Regions from separate parts of the Homo sapiens genome. Here region 1 is linked to region 2. A link is a loop called in an ENCODE intact Hi-C map of the cell type or tissue named here. Cell type or tissue: HepG2. All regions are shown on one strand. Each heading gives the region's core, and the rest is flanking DNA. Links, peaks and the distances in the headings are about the cores only.

Region 1 (8,147 bases), core at 1,223-6,222, 56 kb before region 2:
TGCCTGTTGTCCAAGCAAGGTGGCCAGCTTTTATGCTCGGGATTAGAACATGACCAATATAAATGGGAAAACCTAGTCCTTTTATTTTATCTAATCTAATGATGACTGGTTTTGGAAGAAGAGGGAAATGAGCATGAAATCTAGTGAATGGGGATTTTGTGTTTAAGAATTTTTATTCATCCAAAACTATCCAAAAGAAAGAAAGTGTGACAGATACTTTATCACATGAACTGACTTATTTTTGCTTCTAAGAAGGAGTAGGCCTGGTGCAGTGGCTCACGCTTGTAATCTCAGCACTTTGGGATGCCAAGGCGGACAGATCACCAAGTCAGGAGATCGAGACCATCCTGGCTAACACGGTGAAACCCCATCTCTACTAAAAAATACAAAAAATTAGCCAGGCATGGTGGCACATGCCTGTAGTCCCAGCTACTGAGGAGGCAGAGGCAGAAGAATCACTTGAATTCAGGAGGTGGAGGTTGCAGTGAGCGGAGGTCGCACCACTGCACTCCAGCCTGGGTGACAGAACAAGACTCTCTCTCAAAGAAAAAAAAAGAAAGAAGAAAAAGAAAAGAAGGAGCAAAGGAGTTCAAAGATTTTCCATAGTCTGGACAAAACAGCACTTAAAAATATCCCATTCCCTTTGTGCTGAATCTATACTAATAATTTAACAGTTATTGACTGCTTACTACATGCCTGATCCTAAGCTATTAAATGATACATATGCATTTGTGCACTGAATCCTCAGAAGTAATTACTATCACCCCCTCTCCCAATGTAAAGATGAGAAAACTGAGATTTAGAAGCTAAAGGTAACTTGCCTAAAATCACCAAGACCTAGACTCTGAGGTCCTAGTGCAGAGTCTGCGCTCTGAACCACTAAACCTCCAATTACTAATTCAGTTTTTCAGGTAGCTCTATACAAGAGAGTGGCTCTCCTGAGTAGTAGAAACCAATATTCTACCCATTGGAAAGTTTTGTGACCCCACTACCAATCAGTCAGTCAGCATTCTGATTTATAAATCTGTCGCCTGTTAATTTCTTTATAAGTTAGTTCCTGGTAGCCTGATAAACTCAGGGACAGCTGATTGAATGAAGCTTTATAAGCTGCAAAGGTGAGGCTTAGGTTCTGTCCTGAGCTTACACAACCAAGGAATTGCCTACCCAAGCAGGCCCGCTGGAGGCAGCTAGCCAGCCAGCCAGCCAGTTGTCTTCTTTCATACCACTGTAAATGATTCAATCACAGCTCACATAATACAGACAATTCAGAGAAAAATGTAGGATGATTATGTTGGAAGAAGCAGGAATCTAGGAGCTTTAAGGATATAGTAGAGGTGAATGCAGCCAGAAATTCTAAGTTAATGATGGCAAGTAGGTTTCATTTTATGTGACAAATCTAATCAATTGGTGGTAGTGAATGCCTAGGGCTCTACATTGAGAAGGATTCTGATGCCACTTCTGGGCTATACAGTAGAGAATGCCACGATTAATTGGCAGTGTCTGCCATGATCACAGGCAGGCATGGGGGCCCATATGTCATATATTTACCATATATGTGCTGGAGAATGTCATAATTAGCAGTGTCTGCCATGATCACAGGAGGATCATGTCATATATTTACTATCTCTTAAGTGTTAGAATCTCAGTTGATATTGATCATTATATTGAATGTAGCATCCAATTACATTTGAGTAGAAAATAATGTGTTTTCAAAAATATTTACCAATCATAAATTGTATGAAATCACTGCACTATGGGCTGATTCCTGCTGATGCACATGCAAACTTGTAATTACTTTCTCAGTACTTCTATCCTTTGAAACTAGTGTCCACCTCAGTATGGTAAAAAGAAAAAGAAAAAAATTATTTCAGTGTAGGAACTTTGGGAGTTTATCTCAAACCTAAATTTTTTTGTGAACAGAAGAAGGTGTTGCTTTGGGGACATGGATCTGTGTATCCAACATCACAAAATCGTAAGTTAAACTTTTTTTTTTTTTGAGACGAAGTTTTGCTGTGTCACCCAGGCTGAAGTACAATGCACGATCTCGGCTCACTGAAACCTCTGTCTCCTGAGTTCAAGCAATTCTCTTGCCTCAGCCTCCCAAGTAGCTGAGATTACAGGCGTGCACCACCACACCTGGCTAATTTTTGTACTTTTAGTAGAGACAGGGTTTCACCATGTTGGTCAGGCTGGTCTCAAACTCCTGACCTCAAGTGATCTACCTGCCTCAGCCTCCCAAAGTGCTAGGATTACAGGCATAAGCCACTTTGCCTGGCCCACAAGTTAAATATTTTAAAGGGGTAAAAAGCACAGTTTTTTTTTAATTAAAATCCCAAGAGGACCCCCACATATATGGTCACCAAATTTCTGACAATAGTGTTATTACTCTGCAATAGGGAAAGTAGATATTTATAACAAACAGTGTCAAGTCTATTGAATTCCCATATGAGAAAAAAAAAGAAGGAAAAAAGAGTACTGAACCCACCTCACACGATTTATAAAAATCAACTTCAGATATGAAAAGAAAAACAATAATCTTTCAAACGATAACATAGGAAAATACTTTCATCACTTCAGTATAAGCAATATTTTCTTAAATAAGACATTAAAAGTACCAACCACAAGAAAAAGATTGATGAATTGAACTATATTAAAATTTAAAACTTCTGCTCATCAAAAAATGTTATCAAGAGAATGAAAAGACAACCTGCAGTGTGGGAAAAGATATTTGCATACAAATATCTATATATTCTGTGTTTCCAGAACATATTTACATTTTAAATTCACCTAAATCAGTCAGATAATCCAATAAAAAAAATGGGCAAAAATATTTGAGCAGCTAGTTCACAAAAGAGGATATGAAACTGGCCAATATAAGAGCTCAACATCTTACTCATCAGAGAAATGCAAATGAAAAGTACAATGAGATAATGCAATGCACCCACCACACCAGAACTGCTAAATTTTTTAAAAGGAACTTGTAATCACAAGTGTTGATGAGAATGTATAGTGACTGGAACTCTCATATACTGCTGTGATGTAAATTGGTACAATGTTGAAACTGTTTGGCATTACCTACTAAAACTAATGCATATGGACATTATGATGTAGCCACTTTCACTCTTAAATATATAAATAACAGGAAGGTATATATACATGCACCAAAAAACATATGCAAGAATGTTCATAGCAGCATTATTTGTAATAGCAAAAGTCTGGGAACAGCACAAATATTCATCAACAATAAAACAGACAAATATATTATGGAATATTTATACAATGCAATATTATATACAGCAACAAGAAGAAATGTCTGCTCCACACAGCAACATGGATGAATCTCACAAGCATATGGTTGAGTAAGTATAATAAAAGAAGCCAGACACCAAAGAGTGCATACTATATCATCTGCATCATTCCATTTATAGAAACTCAAGACCAAAATTTATTGTAATAGAAGTCAAAAGAGCAGTTTTCTTTGGGTGAGATAGGAATTCATCTGGGTTGCTGAAAATGTTCTATCTCCTTATTTGGATGGTGGTTAGGACACTGATTTCATTTAAAGAATTGATCTGTCATGACAGAGGTCAGAAAAGTGGGAATAGTGTATGTGAATGGAGCATAAGTGGACTTCTGTGAGCTGCTGATGCTGCGCATCTTGATGTGGGTGTGGTTACATGGCACTCACTCTATACACGTTCTTCAAGCTACTCGCTTATGGCTTCTGCCGATTTCAGTGTGAATTTTTTATTTCTAAAAAGCTTTTACTTTTTTTTTAAAAAAAAAAGTACTGTGTACTGCATTTGAGGGAGAAATGGCACTAAATATCCTAAATAATATGGACTGATCATCTATCTTAACTGGAGATAACAAGAATAGAAAACATTTATTGAGTATGTAATACGCATCAAGCACTGTGCTAAGCACTTCACATGGAAGCTGTCATTTAATGCCCCTGTTTCCCATGAAGACTGGTCCTACTACGATCCACATTTTACAGATAAAGGATCTGAGGCTTTGCTAGCTCAAGGGACTTGCCTGAACTCAAACAGCTAGTAAGTAGAAGAGCTGGGACTCCAGCCCTGGTAGTCTGTCAAATACAAAAATGGACTTCAAATAATGTTTCTTATAAAAGGAAAAAAAGAAAAAGATGGGCATGTGCGTCCCTGCTTTCTGGCTGTATATGTGCTTAGAAAGCTGCCCACTGTCTGCCTGCCCAGTGGGTTCACCCTCAGCTGCTCAGGCCCAACAGAAACATACTATGAATTGGCTTTTCCTTCACATGTCGTCAGCCTCTGGGACTGAGGAGAGGCGGGTTTGTTTGCTTTGGATCTCAGGGAAATACTATGGCCAGCACTCACTGGATTTCCTGTAACTGGAAAAGAGTGATGTAATGATATTCGACGAGGGTGGAAGACAGGCCTCACCATGAGCCATGTGTGAAACCACCCTGTGTTATGCCAGGCCTCAGACAGGCTCTCAGCCCATTCTACCATGCATTAACAGGACACACACCCCTTCACACCCCCTCTTCAAGGCCCCTTGAGACTCCTCTCTTCTAAGAACTCCATGATGGAAAATACTAACATTTGGTTCATTCCAGAGTGCTGCCTTTCACCAAGAGCTTAGAGTTGCTTATCAACTAGATACATTTCCCTGGTCTGAGTTGGGAGGTAAGATGGGGCACTTTGCCTGGAGAAGTTCTGAAGAGATTTTTCGGAAACCTCATGATGAGTGACTGACTTCTGTTATTTCTTCAAGTCTATAAATAAACCCAAGTAAACCCAGCAGGTAATGAGGTTCTGGGACTCAGAGAAGAGTTCTAGCATTTGCTGATCAGGATCTTCTTCCTAAGCACGTGGAGAAGTAGGAGGGAGACTCAGGAACGGAGCCTTCCGCTCCCCGCAGAAAGGTAAGCATGGTGTTTGAGCAGTAGGAGGAGATCTGACAACAAAGGAAACCAGGAGCTCCACTGTCAGTTACAGTCCCGCTGAACAATTCAGTTCCCTTCGTCCCCCTGCAATCCAGAGTAATTCTGTGGGTTTCTATTCTTCCCACCAAGAAGTCCTCAAGTGCCTAATGGAAGTCTTACAAATATTCCTAGAAAAATCACCAAGATCCACAGATTCTCCTCAGCCAGAAATTTTCCATTGGGCTCCTCTGCATTTACACTACATTGATCCATTCTCATCATTTATCCACTCGTCCATGTTTTATCAGTTCATTTATGGGTTCACACTGTCATTCATTGAACAAATGTTTCTTGTGTACCGACTATTTATTTGGGGAAATCAGCTGTGAAGTAGAGACATTCTTCTTCTCTTTCCTAAGTCACATAGTTAAGTGTTCCTTATTCAACTTTTACATATAATTATACATCTAGATAGCATTTATTGAGTGCCTAGTGGACACTGTTCAAACCATTTTATATGTATTACCCATCCTCACAATACTCCAGGAATATTTCTATTTTATAGGTGAAGAAACTGAGGCAGAGAAGCTAAAAGTAATTTCCCTTAGGCTCCATAGCTAATAAGTTACACAGCTGGGATTTAAGCCAGGAAGTCTTATTCCACAGTCCATGCTCTTAAACCAGTTAATATGTCTATATAGAGAAATAGGGGGAAAATCCTGGAAGGCTATAATCAAATGTCAACCAAAGTTATGTTGTTATTTGGAGGTAGAGAGAGGGTAGAATGACTAGTGATCTTTATTCTTTCTTCTTGCTATATATTCTATTTTACGATCAGAAAAAGTTGATGAAGCTATAAAAGCGGTTAAAGAGCAGGTCTGTAGGAGTGAGGCTATTCAGGGGTAAATGATGGGGGATGAGCTTACATTCAGTTCAAGGTCTCACAGATAAGGACATCGTTCCCTGGAGAAGTACCACCTGAAAAGGAGATGCATCTTGGCTCCAAGATTTGTTCAGTTCCTCTTCTCAGCCTGTAAGCCTTTTTAGTGACATTGCCTGGTATTTACTAATAGGAAGATTCTAAAACAGGTAGGATTTTTAGTGACCGTGCCGGCCGCCTGAGAACAATGTGTGCTCAGGGAACAAACATGTTGCATAATCACCAGCCCAGAGAAGGTTAACTGCATAAAAATACCTGCTTCAGAGCAAGGCTTGGTGTCAGCTCAGTCACTACGACAGGTTACCAGTGACCCAGGCTGCAGATGCCTTCTTGCCCCAACCATCACCCTGCTGTGAAGTAAACAATTATGTTATTTTCATTTCAGTGACATTCTCATTCCCATGTCAGTAAGTTTGTTTATTTACAGCAATAATGATGAGTGCTGATTCATTTGCTCAAAGGGAAAAACATCTAATTAAACATTTATTTTGTTTCAGGTATTATGCCCTTTGGTTCACTTAATCACCAAAGCAAATGTATGATATAAAATATGACCATCCCCACTTCATATAGGAGAAAACTAAAGCTTGGGGAGGTCACATAACTCATCAAATAACAGTTTTCTAAGAGATGGTATGATAATCAAACTAACCTTTTTAAAAATTATCTATTTGAGTATAAATAGAAAAAAATGCCATAAAACAAAATGCAACTCATGCATTGCAGATGTTGAAAATGAAGGTGTTAAGGAGGACACCCATTCCTTTGAGAGTTCATTTGCTTTTCATGAAGTAGGCCTAATACCTTCTTTGTTTACTTAATGATATTTTAAAACCAAGATACTACCTTCAATGGCTGAACATGATTAGGTTATGTTTGGAGGTTGCATATTATTCTAAGTGCAATAGGAAGCCATAGAAAGGATTTCAGCAGAGATTGACCTGGTCTGATTTGTGTTTGAAGTTCATACTGGGTGCTGAGGGAATAATGGATTGAATGTCTGTCTTCCCAATTAGACAGTAGGCATTGTTCTTATTTGTTACTTATTTGCTTATACCTGTCTGTGCCCATTCAAATGTCAGCTCCATGGGAGTAGGAAGCTTGTCTATTTTTTTCACTATTGTGTCAATAGTCGCTGAAACAGTGTTTGGCCCAGAGCAGGCCCTCAATAAATATTTGTTGAATGAATAAGTGAATGAATTAATAAAACAACAAATGAATGTGGTAATCACATAAATGAACATGTAAAGGGTAGTGCTTTGAAAAAAGCATAGAGTGCCATGAAAACATATAAGAGGGGACTTTGGGGACTGGGAGGGGTGATAAATGTTGTAGTTTGGTGGTAAGGGTAAAGAGAGGTGGATTCAAGATCTGTTTATGACATAAAATTAATAGGACTTGCTGATGTACTAGTTATGAAGGCTGGGGGCCTGCATTAGATATAAAGGTAAGTTTCATTCCCTCAGCCCTCCAAACTGAACATCTGATTCAATTCAGTTCCATTTGAGATGAGTGAGTGTTTTCCAAGTTGTTTATTAGTTATCTGTACAGAAAAGCTGCAGAATAGCAAGCATGATTTTCCAAATAGCGAGATTCTCTCACTGAAAATGGGAAGATAAAAGGAGTTATTTTTATAGTATCTATGGGAATCAGTTGGTAGCAATCTCTCTGTGATGCTTTCTTCAACACTCCCTCCCTTCAGCTCCTGATATTTCTATAAGGTTTCCATGGCTAGGTTTCCATGACACCACAACAGTCAGTTTGGTCCATTCAGTCAAAAACCTAATTGGTCAGAAAAAAAAAAAAGCCTTTTCCTGCACCTAAATGAATGCAGCCTTTCTCCACCCACCAACACACCTACACATACCCACTGACTCCACCCCATCCCACACACACACATTCACCATTGCTTCTAACACAGAGCTAGGCACACAGATATTTACAGCTATCTGTGACTTCCCTACTTGGGTTAAGATAACTTTCATATGGCAGAGAGTTTTGTGGACCATCTGATTAGTATTTGTAAAGAGCTATTTTGAAGTTAAGTGTTCTTCCAGTCTGGACTCTGAAAGTGACTCTCTTGAGATTACTTGCTAAAGGCAGACGCTATTGTTTTATAACTTACAAAAAATATTCCTTTCATCATCCTCAAAGACCAACTGATATTTCATTATCCTCATTTCAAAAGCTATAGAAGAAAAGATTATTTTCATACATGCCTATGAAACACATGTTTTCCTTTTCCCTTGAACCCCCTTGTTCAGGATTTGTTGGCTAGCCAGCCCTCCTGAGCTT
Region 2 (8,147 bases), core at 2,121-7,120:
AGAAAGTAGATTAGTGGTTGCCTGAGGTTGGAGCATGAAGTGGGTAACAGGAATACAGAGTGGCTGCTAATGGGTATAGGGTTTCTTCTGGGGATGATGAAAATGTTCTAAAATTGACTGTAGTGATGGTCGCACCACCCTATAAATATAATGAAAACCTTCCATTGAATTGTATATGTTAAATGGGTAATCTCATGGTATGTGACATATCTCAATAAAAGTATTAAAAATTATATGAACTAGAACTAGTGTCACAATCTTCTAATTTTCTGGAACTGCATTATTTTGTTTTGTTTCAGTTTTCACTCTCTTCAGAAAAGGCTCTGACATTGACTGCCTTTTCACCCCACACCCCATAAAAAGTATTACTTCCAAGATATGTATAGTATGAACAAAGATTAAGCCAGGTCTTCTCAGCTTTCTACATCTGCCTGCCCAGTCATAATCATCTTTCTAATGAGCCCCAAGGCCCTGTAGTGTCCTGTGAATTATTTAAGGAAGATTAAAATATTTCCATTCTACTGTACTTCTAAGCCTTGCACAAGCCCCCTCTGCAAAAATGTATATAAACAGAAAGCTTGAAATATATTTTGTTAAACTAAGTAGAACAACAAAAACAGTAACAACAGGACCAACCATTTCTCAAGAATACTAGTTATGTATTTTTTTTTTCCTACAGTGGCAGCAGCATCATTTAGGCAGACTTAGCAGTGTTAGGAATTTAGGTTGCACAAAAGTCACTTTCTTAGGAGCATTACTAAACAATAGGCTATTGCACAAACAAGTAAGTTTTCCATCTGTGGACATCTTTTTTTCTTTTTAGCTTCTTTAAAGATTTTTGTCCATTAATTTCAAACTATAGTAGCCTTAGTCTTCCCAAAAAGTAACAGGGCTAATGAGATTTCTTACAATCCCCCTCCATTCCTGTTATCTATAATATTTAATGGTTTCCCTTCAACTCTATCAGTGCTTGCAATTCCTCCTCTGTTTTACTGTTGTTCATTTTCAGCTTAATAACCACCTCATTCTATGCATCATCTCTCTGAAAATTTCGGGGAATAGCTGTGTAAGAGAAATGCACTCTTTGAATTTAGAACAGTACATTGTGTGTATACTTTTATATTATGTTCCATTTGTGCTGCTCCAATGGCATTGGCTGAACTCAGTAGCAAACTGAAATGACTGCAATGTTTTCCATTTGGAAAGAACAGCTTATTTAGCAGGTACATAATGGTATTTATTTTCTTTACTATTAGACATAGCTTGGAGTCTTTACCCCCCAAACCAGTTCTGGACATCAGTTTACCAAGTTGGAGCTATTTGTCATACCCAAGAAAATTAATAACCTCAAAATTGTTAAGTATCTTCTTAACCCTGAAGAACTGATGAACTTATCAGAAGAGCCCTGTCCTTACCAAAATTTTATAGGACTACTACTTTTAGCAGCAATTACAGCTGGAAGTAATAATAACAGCTAAAATTTTTTAAACTCTTACAATGGACCCACCACTGTTTAAAGCTAGATGTAGATATAGATACAGATAATTAATTTACTTAATCTCCACAGTGGCCCTGTGAGACAGGTATTCTTATTATTTCTATTTTACAGATAAGGAAATTGAGGTACAGAGAGATTAAAAGAAACTTGCCCAAGATTATGCAACTTGTAAATGGCAGAATTGGGGGTTTAAACCCAGGAATTTAGTTCCCAAGTCACTATGCTATGTTGTTTGATAGGAGGAGCTTAATAAACCTACTTGAGTGAACAAGTAGAGGTTATAGAGCAACAAAAGAAATTCATGACAGCAAAATTGCATCTACTCATCTCCACCCATTCTTTCCAGCCACATCCCTCCAGGAAGCCTCCCGGGATTACTAGAATGGAGAGGACATTGTTCTGTCCCTCCTTCCTACTCTTTTTCACCTCCTCCTAGATGTGGAGAGACCTTTATAGTAAATGTGTTTACAGAAATATGTACTTGCAAAGCAAGCCAGTTCCCAAGAAATCAAACATCCGTGCGCAAATGCACCAGGTCAGTCTGGTCTTTGACTCATTATGACCATAAGAATAACACAAGAGGATTCTGGTAAAGCAGATGTGGGTACCAGAAATGCAGGAAGGCTGTGCACGATGGCTCACACCTGTAATCCCAGCACTTTGGGAGGTCAAGGCAATGGATCACCTGAGGTCAGGAGTTCAAGACCAGCCTGACCAACATGGTGAAACCCAATCTCTACTAAAAATACAAAAATTAGCCAAGTGTCATGGCGCTTGCCTGTAATCCCAGCTACTTAGGATGCTAAGGCAGGAGAATCACTTGAACCTGGCAGGCAAAGGATGCAGTGAGCTGAGATTGTGCCATTGCACATGGATGGAGCGAAACTGTCTCAAAAGAAAAAAAAATGCTTCAAGAATAGCTATTTGGAACCCAGAGTTCTGATACTAGGCCTCAGTCTTATCTGTTCTTAGCTCTTGCTTGAGAAAAAGATTGCATGATTAAAATTAGTCTTCAACTACTTTGAAACCCTCTCTTTGGTTCCTTGCTGGTTAGTCAAACAGATTAACCAGGCTACTCTTTCTCAGTTTCCAAACCAGAAGTCAGCACTTCAGGGCAAAACATTTGACACATCCGAAACTCTTTTTAGTAGTGACAGCATTCTTTGTTCACTGAACATAGCTAGCTCAGTCATTCATTCAAAATTATCAGTAGACATACGACAGCTGCACGTCCTGACATAATGGCTGTACCAACACTTTTTTTTAAAGTGAGAAGGAGTTAAACTGAGGTAACTGAGATCATATGACAGGAACAAAACCCCAGCAACCTTGCCTCACCTGTTGGGAAATCTCAGCTAAGCCTGGATTTGAGCCACATATTCAAAGGGCCAAATATGCAGCTCTACCTACATTAGCTCATTTAATCTTCCCAACAATCCTGTTAAATTATCATATTATACTCATTAAAGAGAAGGAAAATAGAGCCAAGATTTGCACCCAGGTCATTTGCACTCTAAAATCCTCATTTTAACCATTACAACTCTCCTACTTCAACGTACACCTAAGCCTAAAGACAGAACCTTGGCAAAAGTACCATTTTTCGAACCAATTCAATTCATTTCAATGATGTTCTCAGTAGGATTTTATAGGCAGTAGAAACCCAAAGTCCATTTCTCTCAAAAGCCTGATTTTCTTCCAATCTTTCCTCTGGGAATAAAGTATCATTTCTAGAACACCTCAATTTAATGTAGATAAAGGATAACAACTTGTAGACAATAACAAGTTTAAATGTAGAAGGCAATAACACATTATTTTATATTTTTGTATGGTTGTTTTATTATACCTCTTTTGCCACATTACACTTGGGTAATACATTTTGGTTGTTGATGTTCCAATGTTGCATAATATATCAGGTTTCAAAATCTTTTTAGCAATATTATTTCATTTGATCATAGTTACAACCTTGTGAGGTAGGCAGATAGGAGACTATTATTCAAGTTATACAGTATGAAAACTGAAGCATTGTATTCCCAGTGCAGCGTGGCTGCTAAGAAGTTGAGTGGTTACTGGAATCCATGTCTGTTGAATTCCCAGATCAATGTTCATGTCACTGTTCCACACTGCTTCTTGTAAATCCAATGATACCCATTTTCATACAAGCATAGGTTTGCTTATCACCTATCTCTCCTACAGCTTTCAGAGATCCTGTGCAGGTCACTTTTGACAGGTGAATAATGAAAAGGTCTAGTATATTGGAAACCACAATGTGACCTAAAAGAAGAAAAGTGTTGCAAGTACAAGGACATTCATAATATTTTGCAATAGCAAAAATTTAGAAAATAACCCATCAACAAGAAAACAGATTAATAATGAAGCATTTATACAATGAAATACACAGCAGTGAAAACAAATAACCTCTAGCTAAATACAACAGCATGAATGAATCATGAATCACACACAGTTTGAAAGAAGTCAATATCAGAAGGATACATATAGTATAATGCTTGTACAAACTATAGAAATATGCAAAACAATAAGTTTACATATATGTGTAGTGAAAGTATTAAGAAATGCATGGAAATAGTAGTCACCAAATTCAGACCACTAGTTGCCTCTAGAGAGCAGAATGTGATCAAAGAGGACTAAGTAGGGACTTAAACTTGTATCAATATTGTTTTCATTCTTAATCTGTAGTCAATATGTGGGGGTTTGTAATATTTTTATTTACACATTTGTGTTTGTCTTAAATATTTTACAATACCTTTTTTTTTTTTTTTTTTTTTTGAGATGGAGTCTCACTCTGTGGTCCAGGCTGGAGTGCAGTGGCGCAATTTCAGCTCATTGCAACCTCCGCCTCCCGGGTTCCAATTCTCTTGCCTCAGCGTCCCGAGTAGCTAGGACTACAGATGTGTGCCACCATGCCCAGCTAATTTTTGTATTTTTAGTAGAGATGGGGTTTCACTGCTGGCCAGGCTGGTCTTGAACTCCTGACCTTGTGATGACCTTGTGATCTGCCTGCCTCAGCCTCCCAAAGCGCTGGGATTACAGGCGTGAACCACTGCCTTTGTCTACAATACCTTTTTAAAAAGAAAATGACAAAGGCAACCATTCATTCTGCAAACATTGACTAAAGGCAAGCAACATGCCAGACATTGTGACTGGGTGTTGAAATGTTGCAGTGAACCCTCTGATGCACTGGAGAAGATGGAAGAAGTGTGTTTAGTACTAGAAAGCATAGGGAGCTGTGGAAGTGTGTGCCAAGGAGTCCTAATGTAGTTCAGGTGACTTAGGAAAGCCTCCAAGAGACAATGAAGCTTAAGCTGAGACTGGAGAACGAAAAGTTGTACTTATCAGCAAAGAAAGGAACAGTTCAGATTGATCCCATTCAAAATTTCCGTGTCTGAAACTAAACATTAGCGCAAGGAAGGCAGAAAGGACAAGCCAGATCACACACCACAGGATCTCCTGTCCATTCCTTGCTAACATTTAGACTTCATTATGCACTGCCTGTAGCTCACATGGTGCCACATGCCAGCAAGTACCAAGTAGGGTGGGAAGGGGAGTGAAGGGAAGTGGGTATTCAAAAACATTTCAGTGACTTCACATTCTCCTGAGATCCAGAACAGTTCCCATATTCTCTCCTAATACAGAAGCAATTTCAGACACTGAGCATAGGGAGGCAGGGTATGAGTGTGAGCTGGCTGAGCCTTTCCCTCCCATTCCTGTGAAGGAATTACTCTGGCAGATTTCCACATTGTAGGTATTTTACCATTTGTCATAGGCAAGTTACACAACTCAGTTAGTGATTAAATTACCAACAGAGCTGCTATTTGAGTAAGGAAGGTTCAAGGTTGTTTCTTGCTCCTGCACTTTGTTTTAAATGCAATTGGATTAATTCTTTCTTAACCTCCTTGTTTAGAGGAAGAAAACAAAAATCCTGTCTGGTCTCCAATAGATAGGGTAAAAAGCGGCATTTTAACTAACTCATCAACCACTAGGATCCCTGTGTCTAACCTTGGTCCTTTGTTTAGATTTATAAAGTATGAGATCATTGTCAGTTTCATTTATCTCTGTTATTAAATGTACTGGGCCTCCTTCAAATGACATTATATCTCCTTATCTGATTCAAATAAATGTCTTACTCATGGCTAGAATGTAGATGGTGAAATCTCATTGTTAACTCAATAATTGAAATAATCTCATTGTTTTGCTTTCCTAATAGAATCTTAAATTGATTGCTCATGCCTGGAATTTCACTTAGTTTCACCAAACTTTTCTTAAAACTGCTGCTCTTATGCATTCTTTTTGTCTCAATGTTTCTACAAGGATGGAGCATTCTTGCTCTAAAGATAAATGCTTTTAACTAGCATTTCTCTTGGTCTGTTTATCTTATAAAAAATAAAAGTAATCACTCAATATTTGTGTTTGTTTCTATTAGTTATGATTAAATATACTGGTGGTATAGTTGCTAAAGGCACAGGCTGTAAAATAAGCACTAGGTTTGGATCCAAGCTCTGTGACCTTATAGTGACTTAACCACTGTTTTCTCATTTATACAATTGAGATAATAATGGCTATCCCATAAGAGTGTTGTGGGAATTCATAGAGATTATTTTGGGTATGTTACCTAAGCTGGGTGGCTCGTAGTAACCATTCAGATTTTAGCAAATAAAATACTGTACTCTGTATTCAGCTTGACTAGAAATGTGGTTTATCACTTAAAGGTTTGAATTGACCTTCTGAATTGTGACTCGTGAAAGGGATTTTCTTCCTGTCTTATACCATTCTGTACTTAGAGTGTTTGCATCTGAATCGTTAGTATTCCCTATCTTATGTATATAAACTATCCTCTAAATTAATTTTGTTTGATTTGGTTTTATTTTCCTGGTGATTTTCCCAGCTGCCCCAACTGCGACTCTTGGTATAGAAGAGGCAGTAGACTGCACTTCACCTTCTTCAGGTGAATGTCCCAAACAGAGCATTTGAGGTCCCCAGCTACAGCAGTCAGTGCTGCCTGGTAACTAAAAGCAGCAGCCTGCATGGCTGGAGGGAGTCAAGATAATGGAATTGGATTGTCACCCACAGTCAGCCTGAAACAACCATGGCTACCACCCCAAGTCCCATGCACTTTCTTGCATTTGGGGCTCTACACATACCCTTCCCTCTGCCTGGAACAATCTTTCCTACACTTCCCCCTTAATAAGATAATTACTACTCATTTATCAAGTCTCAACTTATATGTCATCTCTCTAAGAATTTATTCTCTGACCCACAGACTTAGTGGGAATCTCTATCATGTACCCCCACGACATTCTCAAATTATCCCTATTATGTGCAAGCAGTCCTTGTGCTATGGATTGAATGTGTCCCCCAAAGTTCATGTGTTGGAAACTTAATCTCGTATGTGACAGTGCTGGCAAGTGGGACCTAATGGGAGGTGATTAGGTCATGATCATTATCACTGGAGCAGGTTAGTTATCATGGGAGAGAGTCTGTTATAAAAACAAGTTGAGCTCCTTCTTGCTCTCTTGTGCTCACCCTCTCTTGCCCATCTGCCTTCTACATAAGATAATGTAGCACAAAGGCCCTTGTCAGATGCTGGGACCATGTTCTTGGACTTCCCACCCTCCAGAACCATCAGCCAAGTAAATGTCTCTTCATTATGAATTACTCTGTCTGTGGCATTCTGTTATGGCAGCATAAAACAGAGTAAAACACTTTGCTTTACACAGTTCCACTATGCATGAACTTCAATGACCACAATTTAGTTAAATAGCACCAGCCCTTCAACAACACAGTTCAAATTTCAGTAACCATGATATATGAACTATAAACTGTGAGCTGCTTGCTCTTTGGTCCACAAATCACTTCTTAACAGATTCACATCATGATCAGTAACCAATCACATCACTTCTTCCAAACCGATCACATCACTTCTTCCACTGTGCATTTGTTATTCAGTTGACACACAAAGAGCAAATCAAGTGGTTGTGTTGCTTCCTTGTCTCCCAGTAATAAACCCATGTGACAGTTTACAAACATGAATAATCAAAACTGGAAATTAGCTGAAAAAGATGAAAGTACTCCAAAAAATGAAAAGTGATAACCTGGAAGTCAAATTCGAATCAAATGTAAGTGAAGTTATAGAAGAAGTAACTGATTATGGCATGTTGACATCCTTTACCATTGCATCTACTCTAGATATGCAGTCAGAGAAACTTAGCAAAGTGGCTGTGACAAAAAGGATAAAGATGTCCCAGAGAAAGTGATGCCGGCCAACCATTTCACCTTGAAAGAACTCTCAGAGATATTTCACATCAACATACAAAGAACAAAGGAGAAAATATTAGAAACTGATCCATACTTAGAAAGGAATATGACAATTTACTGCTACATAGAAAACATGTTTGCTCCATGTTGTAAGATATATGATGATAAGAGAAGGCGAGCAGGCATTGTTCAGACTACTTTGGATGAGTGTTTTACACTAATTCTCAGTGTTTCTAATGTTTTCAATTATCATGCACTAAGTAAATAATAGTTTTATTACATTTTTCATTTCCCTATATATTTATCACTGGCAGTTTTTAAAGGTCATGGAACAGTCATAATTTTTCCTATTTATGATGATGATTACTTTGCGCAGTTT

The links. Peaks named below come from ENCODE experiments on the same cell type or tissue, not always from the same donor. Only the 100,000 strongest peaks of a DNase experiment are listed, where the experiment ranks them.
Region 1: it touches region 2 in a loop (5-fold over the local background); 4 of 110 quality-filtered maps call a loop at or near these places.

The regions. Positions count from the first base shown.
Region 1 is chr5:143,559,361-143,567,507 of GRCh38, reverse strand. LOC105378209 (a long non-coding RNA gene) reads right to left here and starts at 6,195. Exons shown (of 4, transcript XR_944375.1): 1 at 6,108-6,195. It overlaps LOC105378208 (a long non-coding RNA gene), which reads right to left. Exons shown (of 5, transcript XR_944374.4): 5 at 7,738-8,147. In HepG2, for the core only: no CTCF peak of the experiment used is centred there; DNase peaks (open chromatin) are centred at 4,337 and 6,067; H3K4me3 peaks cover 733 bases.
Region 2 is chr5:143,504,511-143,512,657 of GRCh38, reverse strand. No RefSeq gene overlaps it. Among named protein-coding and RNA genes, the nearest start is that of NR3C1, 100 kb to the right of the region's middle. RefSeq lists an enhancer at 5,140-5,434. In HepG2, for the core only: a CTCF peak has its summit at 5,170; DNase peaks (open chromatin) are centred at 4,617 and 5,267; H3K4me3 peaks cover 706 bases.